Linked DNA regions of Homo sapiens: region 2 is linked to region 1. A link is an interaction called in ENCODE POLR2A ChIA-PET data of the cell type or tissue named here. Cell type or tissue: PC-9. All regions are shown on one strand. Links, peaks and the distances in the headings refer to the core of each region. The heading gives the core; the rest is flanking DNA.

The links. ChIA-PET counts read pairs that join two places held together with the same protein. Peaks named below come from ENCODE experiments on the same cell type or tissue, not always from the same donor. Only the 100,000 strongest peaks of a DNase experiment are listed, where the experiment ranks them.
Region 2: POLR2A ChIA-PET joins it to region 1 with 7 read pairs; 2 of 35 experiments call an interaction of 5 or more read pairs at or near these places.

Annotation. Positions count from the first base shown.
Region 1 is chr1:15,087,961-15,095,543 of GRCh38, reverse strand. KAZN (kazrin, periplakin interacting protein) reads right to left here. Exons shown (of 15, transcript NM_201628.3): 9 at 1,159-1,364; 10 at 611-729. Among named protein-coding and RNA genes, the nearest start is that of TMEM51-AS1, 61 kb to the left of the region's middle. In PC-9, for the core only: no CTCF peak of the experiment used is centred there; DNase peaks (open chromatin) are centred at 4,913 and 6,083; H3K4me3 peaks cover 843 bases; H3K27ac peaks cover 927 bases.
Region 2 is chr1:15,456,934-15,464,516 of GRCh38, reverse strand. CELA2A (chymotrypsin like elastase 2A) reads right to left here. Exons shown (of 8, transcript NM_033440.3): 2 at 7,343-7,431; 3 at 2,859-2,956; 4 at 1,656-1,784; 5 at 995-1,131. LOC105376767 (a long non-coding RNA gene) reads left to right here. Exons shown (of 3, transcript XR_002958256.2): 2 at 1-435; 3 at 769-1,002. Among named protein-coding and RNA genes, the nearest start is that of CELA2A, 4.0 kb to the right of the region's middle. In PC-9, for the core only: no CTCF peak of the experiment used is centred there; no DNase peak of the experiment used is centred there.

The DNA of each region.
Region 1 (7,583 bases), core at 2,449-6,448:
AAGCCAGGAGAGAGGCAGGCAGGCCGGAGGCAGAGCAGGAGTGGTATGAGCGGTGGGGGTGGGTGGCCTGCGGGGGTACACCTGATGAGAAGGCCCTGCAGCCATCCCAGGTATGCTTGCTAAGAGAAGCCCCCTCCACCTGGCCCGCTCCTCTATGGGAGAGGTTTCACCAAGCCCACTCACGCCTACTTGATCTCTGCCTGCCTCGGCTCTGCCTTGCACCGTTTTTCCTCACCCTGTTATGTATGGTAAGAACCAGGAGCAGACACCATGGCGGCCCAGTGTGCAGAGCTGCTTGGGCTGGTCCCGGAAGGCAGAGGAGTGCTGGGGGGCTCGTGAGGTTCCCGCATTGGTTGGGGGTGTACTAGGGCCTTTGGGGCCTCTTGTCTTCCCCATGTGTCTGTCTTTCTACGGAGGGGGCTGGCCCAGAGCAGGGCTGGGGTATGCCCAAGCCCCCTCATCAGGGGCATCCCCGGACCATCTTAGTCACACCCTGCTGTCCCCCACCACCTGGTTCAGCCCACAGTGCCCCGCTCACCCCACCTGTGTGACCAAAGGCCTCAGGATGACTTTTTCTCTCCTCCCCCGGGGCCCCTCGTGGTGGGCTCACCTGCGGCCTGCCTCGGCATCACGGTAGTCCTCGATGGCCAGGCGCAGCTTGCGCCGGTGCAGGGAGCTGCACACCCCAAGGCCCAGCTGCAGGTCCTCGTCACTCAGGCTCAGCAGCACCTGCCCCCGGGAGGGAGTGTCATATGGGGGCTGGGACAGCTGCCGGCGGGGTTCCTGCCCTAGAGGGGGTCTGTTGACATGGGGCTCCTTCCCCATCTCCTGCCCACCTTTCATACAGTGGGGTCAGGGCACATGGAAACCTCTGCAACTCTGATGTGGGGCGGAATCCCTGTTCAGGCAGAGGGAGCCCTTTCCCTTAGGCAGGTAAAGGAAACCTGGGTCCATTGTCAGGATGAGGCAGCTGAGGGCTCTCTGCCTTGCCAGGGAGGCACAATGAGCAGGTACATCAGAGGCTGATTGCATTGGCTAGCTCCTAGATTGCACCTTCTCCTGACTCCAGGGTAGGAGTGGGGGGCAGGCCAGCTTCTGGGTACGTAAAGCTCACAGAGGGCATGGGTGGCATCCCATAGGGGGCCCGGAGTTGCCTACCTTCCCGCTCTTCACGTTCTCCGTGCAGGCCTTGACGTACATAGGCATGGCCATCACCACCTCCAGCCAGGCCTGGACGGTGCCCGCCTTCCAGTGGGACATAGGGGTGGTCCTCACCAGCTCCACCTGCTGCAGCCGGTCCATCTGCTCCTCGCCTTCCGACAGGCTGAGGCTCTGCCGCGTGGGGCTGCACTGGCTGTCCGAGTCTGCAACACACAAGTGCAGGCCATGCTGGGGGACGAGGCTGCTGGGGGCAGGGGCTGGGCAGGCCATACCCCCGGGAGGCAGAGGGTGGTGGGGACATCCTCCCCTCCATGTATTCTCTTCAAAATCAAAGTGGCTTTTGGCGTTTTTGTTTTTCTGCCCTTGCCCCCATTACAAAAGTAATCTATGAAAAGAAAAGAAGAAAAGCTTATCCCAGAAAAAAATAAAACAGTAAATGAAGATCACCCCACGTGACTGTGAAAGGCAAATAAATCTTGGGACCCCAAACTCATTAAGCCAAAGGGAAAAGTCAAGCCGGGAACTGGGTCACACAAACCTGCCTCCCCGTTTTGATTCCTAAATAAGATGAACTGCTACACACCTCCCTCATATTTTGCCCACAAGGAAATTCCTGGCGAGCTTGGAGATATTTACCCTAAAGCATTTCTGTTAAAATTCACCATGGCAATGTAAATGGATAGCTTATCTTTACACAGTATTCACCCCTCTGCTCACCTGGCACAAATGCATATCTGATTGTTCCCCTGCCTCATTTATCTTTATCTTATGTAAAAATGTCGATTTCCTGCATGTTCCCCATCTGTCTATGTTACCTTATGTAAAAATGCAGATTCACTGGGCCAGACAAAGGCACGAATGATTATTTTCCCCCGCCCCCCTCTTACATGAAACTGTGTGCTTCTCAATATCCTTTCGCCTTTAAATCTGGAGGCCTCAAAATCATCTTCGGAGAAAGGCACAGACCTGTCTCCTGGGCGCGCGTCCTTAACTTTGACAAATACACCTCCTAAAATGACTGAGACCTGTCTCATCATTCTTCTAGATCGACACCACCTAGAGACAGCAGCTGTTAAATACTCTTTTCTGGATACAGAAAAGCCACACTTACAAACACACACAGACCCGCTTGCTTACGGGGTGCGTGCATTTGAGGTGTGTGCATTTGTGATATGCCTGTTCACTTTCGCTGTGGAGGAGACTGTTCCATCTCCACAGAGACCTGCGGTACCTTTTGACTGCGCGGGATTCATCAGAAGGAGGCTCCGTAATTTATTTCACCTCCTACTGATGGGCATGGCGGTTGTTTCCAATTTTTCACTATTGTAAACAACACAGCGGCAGTCGTCTTTGGGCAACTGGGTGATTTATTTTCGTAGGATAAATGGAACCCAGCTCCATTCCTTAATACACTGAAAGCTGTTTCTGGAATGGCCCTCACAGACCAAAAAAAAAAAAAAGTTCATCCACCAACATTTTCTAACCCCACTCTTCTATATATGGTTCGTTGCATCAAGGCCTGGTAAATATGAAAAGTTCAGGTTACAGAGACTCAATTGAGAGGGGAAAAGAATCTCTCTAAAAGAGGGTTCGATAAAAACCTAAACAGGCCGGGCGTGGTAGCTCACGCCTATAATCTCAGCACTTTGGGAGGACAAGGTGGGCAGAATGCTTGAGCTTCAGGAGTTTGAGATCAGCCTGGGCAACATGGTGAAACCCCATCTCTACCAAAAATACAAAAAAATTAGCTGGACGTGGTGGCGTGTGCCTGGGGTCCCAGCTGCTCAGGAGGCTGAGGTAGGAGGATCTTTTCAGCCAGGGAGGCGGAGGTTATAGTGAGCCAAGATCATACCACTGTACTCCAGCCTGGGTGACAGACTGAGACCCCAACTCAAAACAGAACAAAACAAAACAAAACAAAACAAAACAAATAAAAACACACACACACACCCAAACAGACAAACTCAATACCATGAGAAACAACAAGTATTTAAATATAACTCTGACTGGCTGGGCACAGTGGCTCATGCCTGTAATCCCAGCACTTTGGGAGGCCGAGGTAGGTGGATCACCTGAGGCCGGGAGTTCAAGACCAGCCTGACCAACATGGAGAAACCCCGTCTCTACTAAAAATACAAAATTAGCCTGGGTGGTGGCATATGCCTGTAATCCCAGCTACTCGGGAGGCTGAGGCAGGAGAATCGCTTGAACCCAGGAGGCGGAGGTTGAGGTGAGCCGAGATTGCGCCATTGCACTCCAGCCTGGCCAACAAGAGTGAAACTCCGTCTCCAAAAAAAAAAAAAAAAAAATCAAAAAAAAAAACAAAAAAACAAAACCTCTGATTAGAAATGACCCTGCTGAAATTCAATATTATAAATCATTACAAGAATGTAAAAAAAAAATGCTTATCCATCCATAGAGACAGGACACAACATTAAAACAATAGGTGATAAGTCTACACAAATGTTCATAGTTACTGCCTTTCTGTGCTGGGGAGAATATGGTTATTTTCTTTTTGTTGTATGTCTCTGTATTTTCAAAGTTCCCTAGTAAACATGTATAGTTTTGTAATAAAAACTTTGGAAAAATTAAATACTAGGAAGCAATATGAATGGTTATTGATGAGAGTTTGTTTGAAGGAATGACGCTCCATTCATATGTTGGAATATGTGCAATGAATAAAAAGTCCTGTCACGGGAAAACATCCACCACCTACTGCCAAATGAAAAAGGAAAACACGGCCGGGTGCGGTGGCTCACGCCTGTAATCCCAGCACTTTGGGAGGCAGGTAGATCACGAGGTCAGAAGATCGAGACCGTCCTGGCTAACACGGTGAAATCCCATCTCTACTAAAATTACAAAAAATTATCCCGGCGTGGGCGTGGTAGCACACGCCTGTAGTCCCAGCTACTCCAGAGGCTGAGGCAGGAGAATCACTTGAACCTGGGAGGCAGAGGTTGCAGTAAGTCGAGATTGTGCCACTGCACTCCAGTCTGGGCGACAGAACAAGACTCCATTGCAAAAACAAAAAACAAAAAACAACAAAACACAGCAGGCACAGTGTAACCCTGACTGTGGTTTAAAAATTATATGTAGATGTAAAGTGTATAATTATTATATACACGTGTGTGTATACAATATACTAGGTGGAGAAAATCTAGTATATAAAAATATGTAAAGTACTAGATGGATCAACATGAAAAGTCTGTCTCTGGAAAAGAAGTGATAGGTAATTGTGCGAGTGTGTGTGTGAATGTGCCCGTGTGAGTGTGAGAGTATTTGTGACTGTGCATACTTTTCTGTCTCCCAAGTTTTCTGCATTGACTATAGTATGTTTGATATGTAGAAAAAAGCCTAGAAATCTCACTTTTTCAAGTTACAAACCCCCTCCCCACAAGGCCTTCCCTCTCTCCATTTTAAACTCCTTGAGGGACTCTTTGAAAAGGACTGTATCCACCTGGTGACCACACACTCATCCATCATCCCCATCTCCACCAAAACCTGTCTCCCAAACACCTTGTGCCTCAGTTTCCTCCTCTGTAAAGCTAACCCGGTACCATTCTCTGCTGCCTGCCTCCTCTGTGGGCTGCCGTGAGGACTCAGCGGGGGTGAGTGTGACGGGCTGTCCGTGCTGGGACAAGTATGGGTTGAGAGGTCACTGCCAACATTATCACGTTTCCCTTCTCAGTGAGCCTAAGCCCTTTGTTTTTCCCAAGGAAATGGCAGAGGTTGCAGAGAGCTCTGTGCAGGTCACCCGTCTGAGTGGCCTCCTGTTGCCATGGTGCCAGGAATGCGGAAACGGCAGCAGCTGCCTCTGCAGCCCCGCCAGGGCCCCACCTTCCTGCCAGGTGACAGGGCTGTCAGGCCGGGGTGCAGGCCGGCAGCCAGTGCTGGTGCCCGGCTCCCACGGACCGGCATGGCTTGCAGGGAAGTCTTTTGGATCAGGCACAGGACTCCAAATTCTATAGGGATTGGAACAGGCACTGAAACACGGCATCCTTCCTGGATGGGAAAGAGCTGAGAGCCCCCGGGAGGCCTCCAGCCTGGCTGGCTTCACTCTGTTTTATTCTGCTAGCTGAGTCTCACCTCTGTTATGTGCTTCTGGGAAGAGGAGAGGTGATATGTGGCCAAATCTGGTTACCCAAAGTTCCAAGACACGGCCCCTGTCATCCATTTGGACCAGGCTTTGGAGTTGAACAGACCTCAGCATCAGGCAGATTCCTTGAAGCCTCCGTTTCTCCATATATAAAATGGGAATAATGAGAATATCTGCCTCGTAGCTTGAAATGAATGTTATAAACTCTGAATGCGAAGCTATGGGGGTGTGAAAGTTGCAGATACCAGGATGAAATCACTTTTGTCAGAACCAGAAGAATTAGAGCCGGGAAATCACGAAGGAGGGGAACTCATGCTTGCATGTTTGAGATAAGGACTGTCTCAAGGACTTTCTAAAATAGCCCCCAAGAAATTCCTTCTTCAGGACTGCAGCAATTCAGGTAAGATGTTCTCCAAAGAACACTGCCCAGTAACGTCATCTCCACCAATGAACTGATGCCAACTCTAGCTTTGAGCCTCTGCAGCCAATGAAGTCTGTTTCCAAGCAGCTTATGTGAACTTCTCTTTTTTTTTTTTTTTTTTTTTTTTTTTTTTGCCAATAAAAGCTTCCCTTTGCTGTCCCCTCTCCAGACGCACCTATGGCTTGCCACAGCTATACTTCCAGAGACTAATCCATTTATGCTTACTCCCAAATACATTCATCATATAGGAGATATTTTTTTCTGATGTCTGTTTTTTCAGGCTGACAGTAGGCACTTAGTCAAGGCTGGCTATTGTTGGCAATAAGGGGCCCCTCTCCTGGGGCTTGGGCACTGTTTGGCCACACCTAGAGTTTAGCTGCAGCCACTTCCTTCCCACTACATTCCTGGCTACAGCTTTGGTGCCTTCAGAGGGAACAAGTCCTCCTGGTTGTCCAGCCTGGCAGGGCAGAAATTCACTGTCCCTGCTGGACTCTTGCCTGGTCAAGGTGGGAGGGGTGGGGCTCTCAGTGAGGTGAGGGTGGATCTGTCCGTTCTGTGCCCAGGTGGGTGGGTGGGGGGTGTCTGCAGCCCTTGGCTATGTCTCCCCAAGAAAGGGAGCTAAAGGAGCATGGGAAGGAGAGAAAGGAGATGGGAGCAGAAGTTGGCTGCTGCTCCTGAGTCCCCCAGAAGAGGGGAAGGTTCAAAGAAGAGGGTTTGGGGAGAGAAAGGGTGTCCAGATGCAATAAAGATGCGAAAGTAAATTGAAAGGAGGAGAGGGAGAGAGGGAGTCGAGGTCAGAGAGGGGATAACAGATACGTGGACAAACAGAAAAGGCAAACGTCTGGTGTGCAATGTGAGCGTGTGTGTGCGTGTGCCTGTGTGTCTTTGTGAGTGTGTGTGGGTTATTTATTTTCTGTAGTGAGCAGGCCTCAGGGCTGTGAGGGGAGCTGGCTTTACAGCTCGCATTATTTATGGAGTCCAGGCCCTAGGAATGCCAGAGGCCAGGCTGGGTTCATGTGCGCAAACCACACATTTTGGTTTCTGCAAGACAGCTATTCACCGCCCCTATTCACCACCGCCTCCTTCTCCCCCACCCCTGAGGACTGAGCACCAACGAGACGACGTGACAGAAGGGCTTGGGAGGAGTCTAGGGGGGCCTTGGGGTCATAAACCATTAATTAAAGGCAGTTTCCAAAATGCAGGCATTATGGGGCCAGATTTTATGTCCGGATTCCATCAATCCTGGCTTTTATTTCCCTCCTTCTCAGTCTTGAGAGAGGGAATAACTCATGTTGATGGCCAGGCTGCTCAGCGGAGGGGCTGCCGAGTCGCGGGTGCTGGCTGAGTCCCTGGTGGAGTCTGAGAAGCTACCACTAAAAGGCAGTCACTCGGGATCCTTCCAGAAACTAGAAAGACTGTGGACTTTGGAACGAGAGGCTGTGCATCCTTCCACCCACCCCAACACATATGCACGCATGCACACCCCCCCACCCACAGAATGTTAGTACTACTGAGTGTGACCATTGACGTCTCCCCTAAATGAGGCCTTACAGAGGCAATTGTGTTGGCCCAGCATAGAGGTCAGCAGACTACGGCCTCCCAGGCCGAATCCAGCCCTCCCTCCTATTTTTCTAAATAAAGTTTTTATTAGATCACAGCCATGCCCATTTGTTTATTTATTGTCTAAAGCTGCTTTCATGCTACAATGGCAGAGTTGAGACGTTGAGACAGGCCCACAAAGCCTAAAGCTTAAAGCCCACAAAGTTTTTTGGCCCGGTGCAAAAGACCACATAGAGAAACGCCTGGCCTAGACGTTCAGAGGCTGGCACTGGAATATGGGAGCCCTGGGTTTGAATCCCAGCTCCGTGGCTTATCAACCAAAAGATCTCACGGAAGCGTTTTACA
Region 2 (7,583 bases), core at 1,872-5,871, 370 kb before region 1:
AACACTCATAATCTCATTATGGTCATAAGGTCATTATTACTCATCCCTTCCTAGAATCTTCCAAACCTCTGGTGATTTCACAAGGGAAGGGCGGGAACTCTGTTCCTCTTGGTGGCTACTGTCATTGGATCTCTGACCCTTGGAGTCTATGTCAAAGGAGACCCGCCCTCATTCAGGTTCTGAGCAGCAAGACCTAATGGCACAGGGGACAGCTTTTGCTATGGGGCATGGAGGGTCTGATGAGGGCTCCAGGGGTCTCAGGTCACAGAGGAAAATGCTGTTCTGAACTCTAGCCTTGGGCCACACAGAAGATGTCACATGGTCTCTGTAACTTTCTCTCCATCATAGGGACAGTGACAACAACTAACACAGCACCTACCCCATTCTGGGCTTCCTATGGATTATCTCCTTTAATCCTCGTGACAACTCTGTGATGTAGGTGCTATTATTATGCCTTTTGTTTTTGAGGCGGAGTCTCGCTCTGTCCCCCAGGCTGGAGTGCAGTAGCGAAATCTTGGCTCACTGCAACCTCCATCTCCCAGGTTCAAGTGATTCTCGTGCCTCAGCCTCCTGAGTAGCTGGGACTACAGGTGCACACTGCCACATCCTGCTATTTTTTTTTTTTTTAATATTTTTAGTAGAGACAGAGTTTCTCCGTGTTGGTCAGGCTGGTCTCCTGACCTCAAGTGATCCGCGGGATGGGCCTCCCAAAGTGCTGGGATTACAGGTATGAGCCACTGCGCCCAGCCAAATATTTGCATTTTACAGATGAAAAAAGTGCTGCATGGAGAGACCTAGTAATGTGTCCAAGGTGTCACAGTCATTAAGTGGGAGAGCTGACATTTGATCCCAGGCAGGCGTCAGCCTATGCCATCCCGTCTCTCCAAGGCAGCCACACACCCTGGGATGACAGGTGAGAGGCCCCGGCCAGACAGGGGTGACGTGAATCACCTCCCTTCCCTCCCAGGCCTGGGGGCTCCTGGCTCCCACTTACTCTGCAGCCTTCCCCAGCCCGTGACGTAGCAGGGGTAGTTGTTGGGTAGAATGGTGCCGGCAGGAGGGAGGCAGGCCAGCTGGATCTTGTCGGTGAGGGAGACGGGGTTAGCCAGTTTGAGCAGGGCAATGTCGTTCCTGGGTGAGTGTGGAGGCGAAGCATGAGGACCGGGTTGACTTTTCCTGCCCTGTGGGCTTTGGAGGGCTTGGAGACCTTGTCATCTTCCCTGTACCCTGTTACCCCAGGTTGCTCTGACTGGCAGGGCCCCAGGGCATGTTTGAAAATGCAGAGGGCCTTGTTGAAAGGGGGAAGGCAGGAGAGATTGTGTCCTACTCCAGGGACAGTCACAGGGTTGACAGCACTGTCCCTGTGTCCCCAGGACCTGGCATGAAGTAGATACATGCTCAGCGGACAGGGGCCCTGCAGGTGTAACTGGCAGCAAACCCAGGTCGCTCTGGCAGTCTTTGCTTCACCCTCCCCAGGTCACATCCCCACCCCAGACATCTTTGGAGCTGGTTCCACATCTAAGAGGCCAGAGCTCCTTCCCCCTCCCTGTAGAAGAAGCAGAGGGGGTGTGGTGTGGTTGAGACCCTTGCCTCTGTGAGACCCCCATCTGTTCCCTGACAACCTCACCCCCAAGTGCACCCAGACAGAAACGAACCCTTTGGAGATTTGGTTGGAGTTCCAGTCCTTGTGCACCACAATCTTAGAGACACTGACTGCCAGCGAGCCGGACTCCGCAACGTAGAGGTTGTGCCGGCCCAGCCCCACGCGGTAGGTCCTGGAGGAGCTGGGAGAAAGGGGGCCCAGGGAGAGGGTCACCTCCAGAGGCCTGGCTTTGGATAATGCTGGGGATAGACCCAAGTAACTGGCTGCTGCGTGAGCCACTAGATGGGACTTGGGGATCTTTCCTCCCCTGGGACAATCAGTTAGTTATAATAGGGCCTAAAGTATATAACCTAAGAACTATGATCATATAATAATTGTTACTATACTAACTATAAACTACAATATAAAATAAAAGTTATAATAACACAAACTCTATAGTTCTTATGGAGGGAATGAGATGAACACAGAGAAAACAGGAGTCATTTGCCCTCAAGGACATTTTTCCCACCTTTCATTTGCAGATGGGGAAACTGAGGCCCAGAGAGGCGTAACCTGGCCCAGAGTCCCACCGTTAGTGAGAAACCAGAACTACAAGCCAGGACTCCTGACTGTAGGCCTCTATTATTTTCCCCAATACCTCCTAGAGCTTATTATAAATCGGATGGGAGAAGGGATCACTCCTGGTAGGGAGTCACGCCGACCCGGCAGAAACTCCGGTGAGTTCCAGCTGTGATGAGCAGAGGTCACGGACAAAGAAGAGGATAAGTGAACAACGTTGCAGAACCTTGTGGGCCTTTATAATTCATCTATAATTCAGAATTAGCTTTCACTGAGCACTTACTAAGTGCCAGGCCCTTTGGTAAATCAACTCATTGAATTCACACTAAATTCTGTTACTCCATTTTTCTGCAGGTGATGGTATTGAAGCTTTGAGAAGTCAGTTAAGTTGTTCAAGGGAACCCAATTCCAGATCCAGAGGCCACATGTAGTTTCCCCAAGAGGGCAGAGATTGGGCCTTCCCCTCCTCTTCATCCTCCCTCAGTGCCTGCCTGGCACAGACACTCCATCCATGCCATGTACTGACATTGATGGGCCAACACACTGAACCATTGATTGACTACAGCTTGTGTCTCAGCCAGTATAGTGGTTATTTGCAAGGCTGCTTTATGTAGCATGGTTCAGGCCATTTGAGCCCCCAGCTCAGAAATGAGCACCAGCTGGTGAGCAGGCCAAGCGCCCAGGGAAAGGCAGTTACCTGATGCAGTGGGCAGCCGTCAGGACCCAGCTGTTGGCTATCAGGGACCCTCCGCAGGTGTGGTACCACTTGCCATTGGAGCTGTACTGCAGGGAGACCTGGGGAGAAGCAAAGGAGCTCTGTGGCTAGGTTTGAAAGAGCAGGGCCTCCCTGCACTCCAGTTTCCCAAGAACGGGGCTGGGACAAGGGTAAGGGGGAGTGAGGCAGTCGCCTCATGTGCACAACTTAAGGCAGCACCCAAAACCTCAGCCATCAAGATAAAAAACGTGTTAATGCAATCTACATGAAAAACAATCAGGCCAGGCATGGTGGCTCATGCTTGTAATCCCAACACTTCGGGAGGCCAAGGAAGGAGGATCACTTGAGCCCAGGAGTTTGAGACCAGCCTGGGCAACATGGTGAAACCCCATCTGATAAGGTTTGGCTGTGTCCCTACCCAAATCTCATCTTGAATTATAGTTCTTATAATCCCCATTTGTCGTGCGAGGGACCTGGTGGGAGGTAATTGAATCATGAGGGTGGTCACCTCCATGCTGTTTTCATGATAGTGAGTAAGTTCTCACAAGATCTGATGGTTTTATAAGGGTCTTTCCCCCACTTTTGCTCGGCACTTCTCCCTGCTACCGCTGCGTGAACAAGGATGTGTTTCCTTTCCCTTCTGCCATGATTATAAGTTTCCTGAGGCCTCCCCAGCCACGCTGAGCTATGAGTCAGTTAAACCTCTTTCCTTTATAAATTACCCAGTCTCAGATATGTCTTTATTAGCCGTGTGAGGCAGGACTAAATACATTGTCTCTACAACAAAAATAGCCCAAAATGAGCCGCTGGGTGCGGCGGTGCATGCCTATAGTCCCGGTTACTCAGAAGGCTGAGGTGGGAGTATTGCTTGAACCCAGGAGTTTGTGAACCAGCCTGGGCACCATAGTGAGAACTTGACCCTACCAAAAAAATTTTAAAATAAAATAAAATTAACAGAGTGAGACCAGGTCTTTAAAAAAAAAAAAAAAGAACTTTAAGGTGGTGACATTTGACACTGTTTTAGTCTCTAATGAAGCTGTTCCATGCCCTTCCTGTTCCTTCATTCCTCCTCCCCTGTCTTTCAATTCCCTGCCACGGCCAAGCAGAGGGGAGGGAGGTGACAGTAGGGCATGGACTGCTCTGATCGGGCTCCCTATAACTGTGGGGAACGATGACCTGTTTGTTGGCAGATGCCTGCTTTTCTCTGAACGTTGTTGTTTTTAATTAGCCATTTGGCATTTCTCGTTTGTGTGACATTAAGAGGTCTTAAAAAAGATGTTTAAAATTAGAAAAAGTGAAAAAAGATACTTAAAAGGATGTACCCCCCCCCCAATTTAAAAATGTGCTGAAACCATCGTACAGATGTGAAATTTAGCCCACATAATACGTATTATGTGTGGCCAGCAAAGTGTAGCTAAAGAGGTAGCACTGAACCAGATTTGAATCCTCATTCGCCCCCCGGGCTAACCCAGTGCCTTTGGGGAATTCTGTAACCTTTCCAAGTCCCAGTTGCCTTCTCTGGAAATGGGGAACATAAGCCACTGTGCAGGGCTCTCAGGGTGACTCATACTGTAATTAAGCCTGGGTGACAGAATGAGACTCTGTCTCCTGGAGAAGAAACAAAATTGCATTAAAATATCATTCATCTTCGTTAGTGAGGTTTTTTGTTTGTTTGTATTTTTTTTTTTTTTTTGAGATGGCTATCTATGTTGCCCATGCTGGTCTCAAACTCTTGGGCTCAAGCAATCCTCCTGCCTCAGCCCCTTGAATAGCTGGGATTAAAGGTGTGTGCCACTGTTCCTGGCTGGTTGCTGAGTTTTGTGCTACCCCCTTACATTTTGCCTCCAGAGTGAATGTCTTACTTGCCTCATCTGAGTCCCCACCCAGCTAGATCTGCCTTATTTCCGCAGGGAAACAGAAGCACAAAGCATAGGGACTCTTCATGGATTAACATTCACTGGTTCTCAAGGCAAGAATACTTTTGTGCAAGAGGGTGAGGAAGTATTTTTGTAGGCAGCAATGATTAGTTCTTAGCACAAATGCGCCCGGTGTTATGGGGCCCTGTAGCAGAGGGACTGTGGCCCTTCTTCCAAATTCTCAGGGAAAAAATACTGTGGGACTGTGAGAAAAGCAAAAGAACTGGCAAAAGCACACAAAGCCAAGTATATAAATTGTGAGGCTGGGTTGAGAGGCTCACGCCTGTGATCCCAGCACTTTGGGAGGCCGACGCAGGAGGATCACTTGAGCCCAGAAGTTCAAGACCAGCCTGGGCAACATAGTGAGACCCATCTCTAAAAAAAAAAAAAGAAACTTAACCGGGTGTGGGGGCATGCACCTGTGGTCTCAGCTGATAGGGAGGCTGAGGTGGGAGGATCGCTTGAGCCTAGGAGTTCGAGGCCGCTGTGAGCCATGTTTCACCAGCCACTGTACTCCAGCCTGGGTGACAGAATGTGACACTGTCTCAAAAAAAAAAAAAAATTACTATGGGTGAGCACAGTGGTGGGTGCCTGTAATCCCAGCACTTTGGGAGGCTGAGGCAGGTAGATGGCCAGAGCCCAGGAGTTGGAGGCTGCAGTGAGCTATGATTGTGCCACTGCACTCCAGCCTGGGTGACAGAGCAAGACTCTGTCTCAAAAAAAGAAAAAAATGTGAAATATCTGCCATCATTCTATCGTTGACAGTCTTTTTTTTTTTTTTTTTTTTTTTTTTTTTTTTTTTTTTTTTTTTTTTTTATGGATCTCACTCTGTCACCCAGGCTGGAGTGCAGAGGTGTGATCTTGGCTCACCGCAACCTGCGCCTCCCAGGTTCAAGCGATTCTTGTGCCTCAGCCTCCCAAGTAGCTGGGACTACAGGTGCCCGCCACCATGCCTGGCTAATTTTTGTATTTTTAGTAGAGGCAGAGTTTCACCATGTTGGCCAGGCTGGTCTCAAACTCCTGACCTCAGGTGATCCACCTGCCTCGGCCTGCCAAAGTGCTGGGATTACAGGCATGAGCCACCACGCCTGGCCTATCATTGACAGTCTCTTAATCAAGGAGCAGATGAATGAACGCTGGCCTCTCTAAACACAGTGACTGCTGCATGGGTCACTCTGAATGCTCAAGGCTAGTGGGCTGCTAGTTGCTCCTCCTACTTAAGGTAGAAACTCATCCTGATTCAGCTGGGTTTGCTCCCAAAGCAGTTTATATCAATTATGCTTGTAATAATGAAATTTGATTAAACATGTAACCAATGAAATATGAGTTCAGAAAGAGAGTCGTTATTTATATGGAAACAAAGTTAAATGCTTGGAAGAGACTGGATCACCATGACTCTTAAAAAATTGCTCTTGAAGTAGTGTCTGTGAGAAAATGGAAAGATTGGATGGGCTCATAACTCAGATTGCTTTGTGAACGTCTCAAAGTTACTGCTCTGCTTTAAAGAAACGGGTTTGTAGATAAGATATGGGGCATGGCTTATATGAAAAAGACAGTTAAGAACTCAAAAAATTGTTTACATAGTCTAAGATAAAATCTTTACTATATATATATGATTTAAAATAATTTCTTTATAACCAACTTTTCAATTACTCGGTCCCAATTACATCAGATAAATGAGATTTCACTATATTTGTTTATGTCAATGTAAACTTTACACATTTCTCTTAAAATCCCCACCATTAACACGTCTGAGTAATTTACACCTGTGCCCCACTTGGCAGTTTAGTCTTGATACCACTATGATTATATCAACTTAAGAAAACATTTTTTTCATTGGTAACATTGATTTGCCTGTGGTTAAAGATTAATCTGCGCAAATAGCACTGATTGGTTCCTTAAAGCAAGGAATGTTTGCATAGGTAGTCTTGAATGGTTCCTAGACTGATGGTACATTTGTAAACAAGCCTCTGATTGGTTAATAGAGTAATACTATATTTGCTGCCTATGGGCAGTGGGGAGGGGACAGCTCCTTACTGCAGCTGGAGGAGGCACCTCTCCCTCCACTCCCAAGGTTGGCCAAGGCCACAGAAATGTATCTTTTTTTTTTTTTTTGAGACAGAGTCTTGCTTTGTTGCCCAGGCTGGAGTACAGTGGTGCAATTTCAGCTCACTGCAACCTCTGCCTCCTGGGTTCAAGCGATCCTCCTGCCTAAGCCTCCCCAGTTGCTGGGATTACAGGCGTGTGCCACCACACCTGGCTACTTGTGTATTATTAGTAGAGGCAGGTTTCACCATGTTGGCCAGGCTGGTCTCAAACTCCTGACTTCAGGTGATCTGCCCACCACAGCCTCCCACAGTGCTGGGATAACAGGCATGAGCCACTGCGCCCAGCCGGAAATATATCTTATTGCTAAAGTTGCCTGTGCTGCTCTCTGAGTCCCATCAATACTCACTTTGCCAGCACAATAGACGCCATGGTGGAAGGGCAAAGGGGAGATGTAAAGGGAGTGGGGCAGGGACGGGGAGAAGTACAGTGTGGTCAACTCACCTGCCAGGGCCAGCTGTTGGGCCTCGCTTCTTCACCGCCAACCACCCTAGTCACATAAGGTGGGTAAGTGGGGTCCCCACAACTGAGGGCTGTGAAAAGAGAAAGGGTCTTGAGTCAGGAAGCAGCGACCCACACAATGTAAACTACACTTGCTGCGCATTCTGACCCCCCAAATAGAAAACCCTTGTTCTAGAAGGATCCCAAGAGGTCATAGAATCCTGCTCTTTGCTCCAATTCTTTG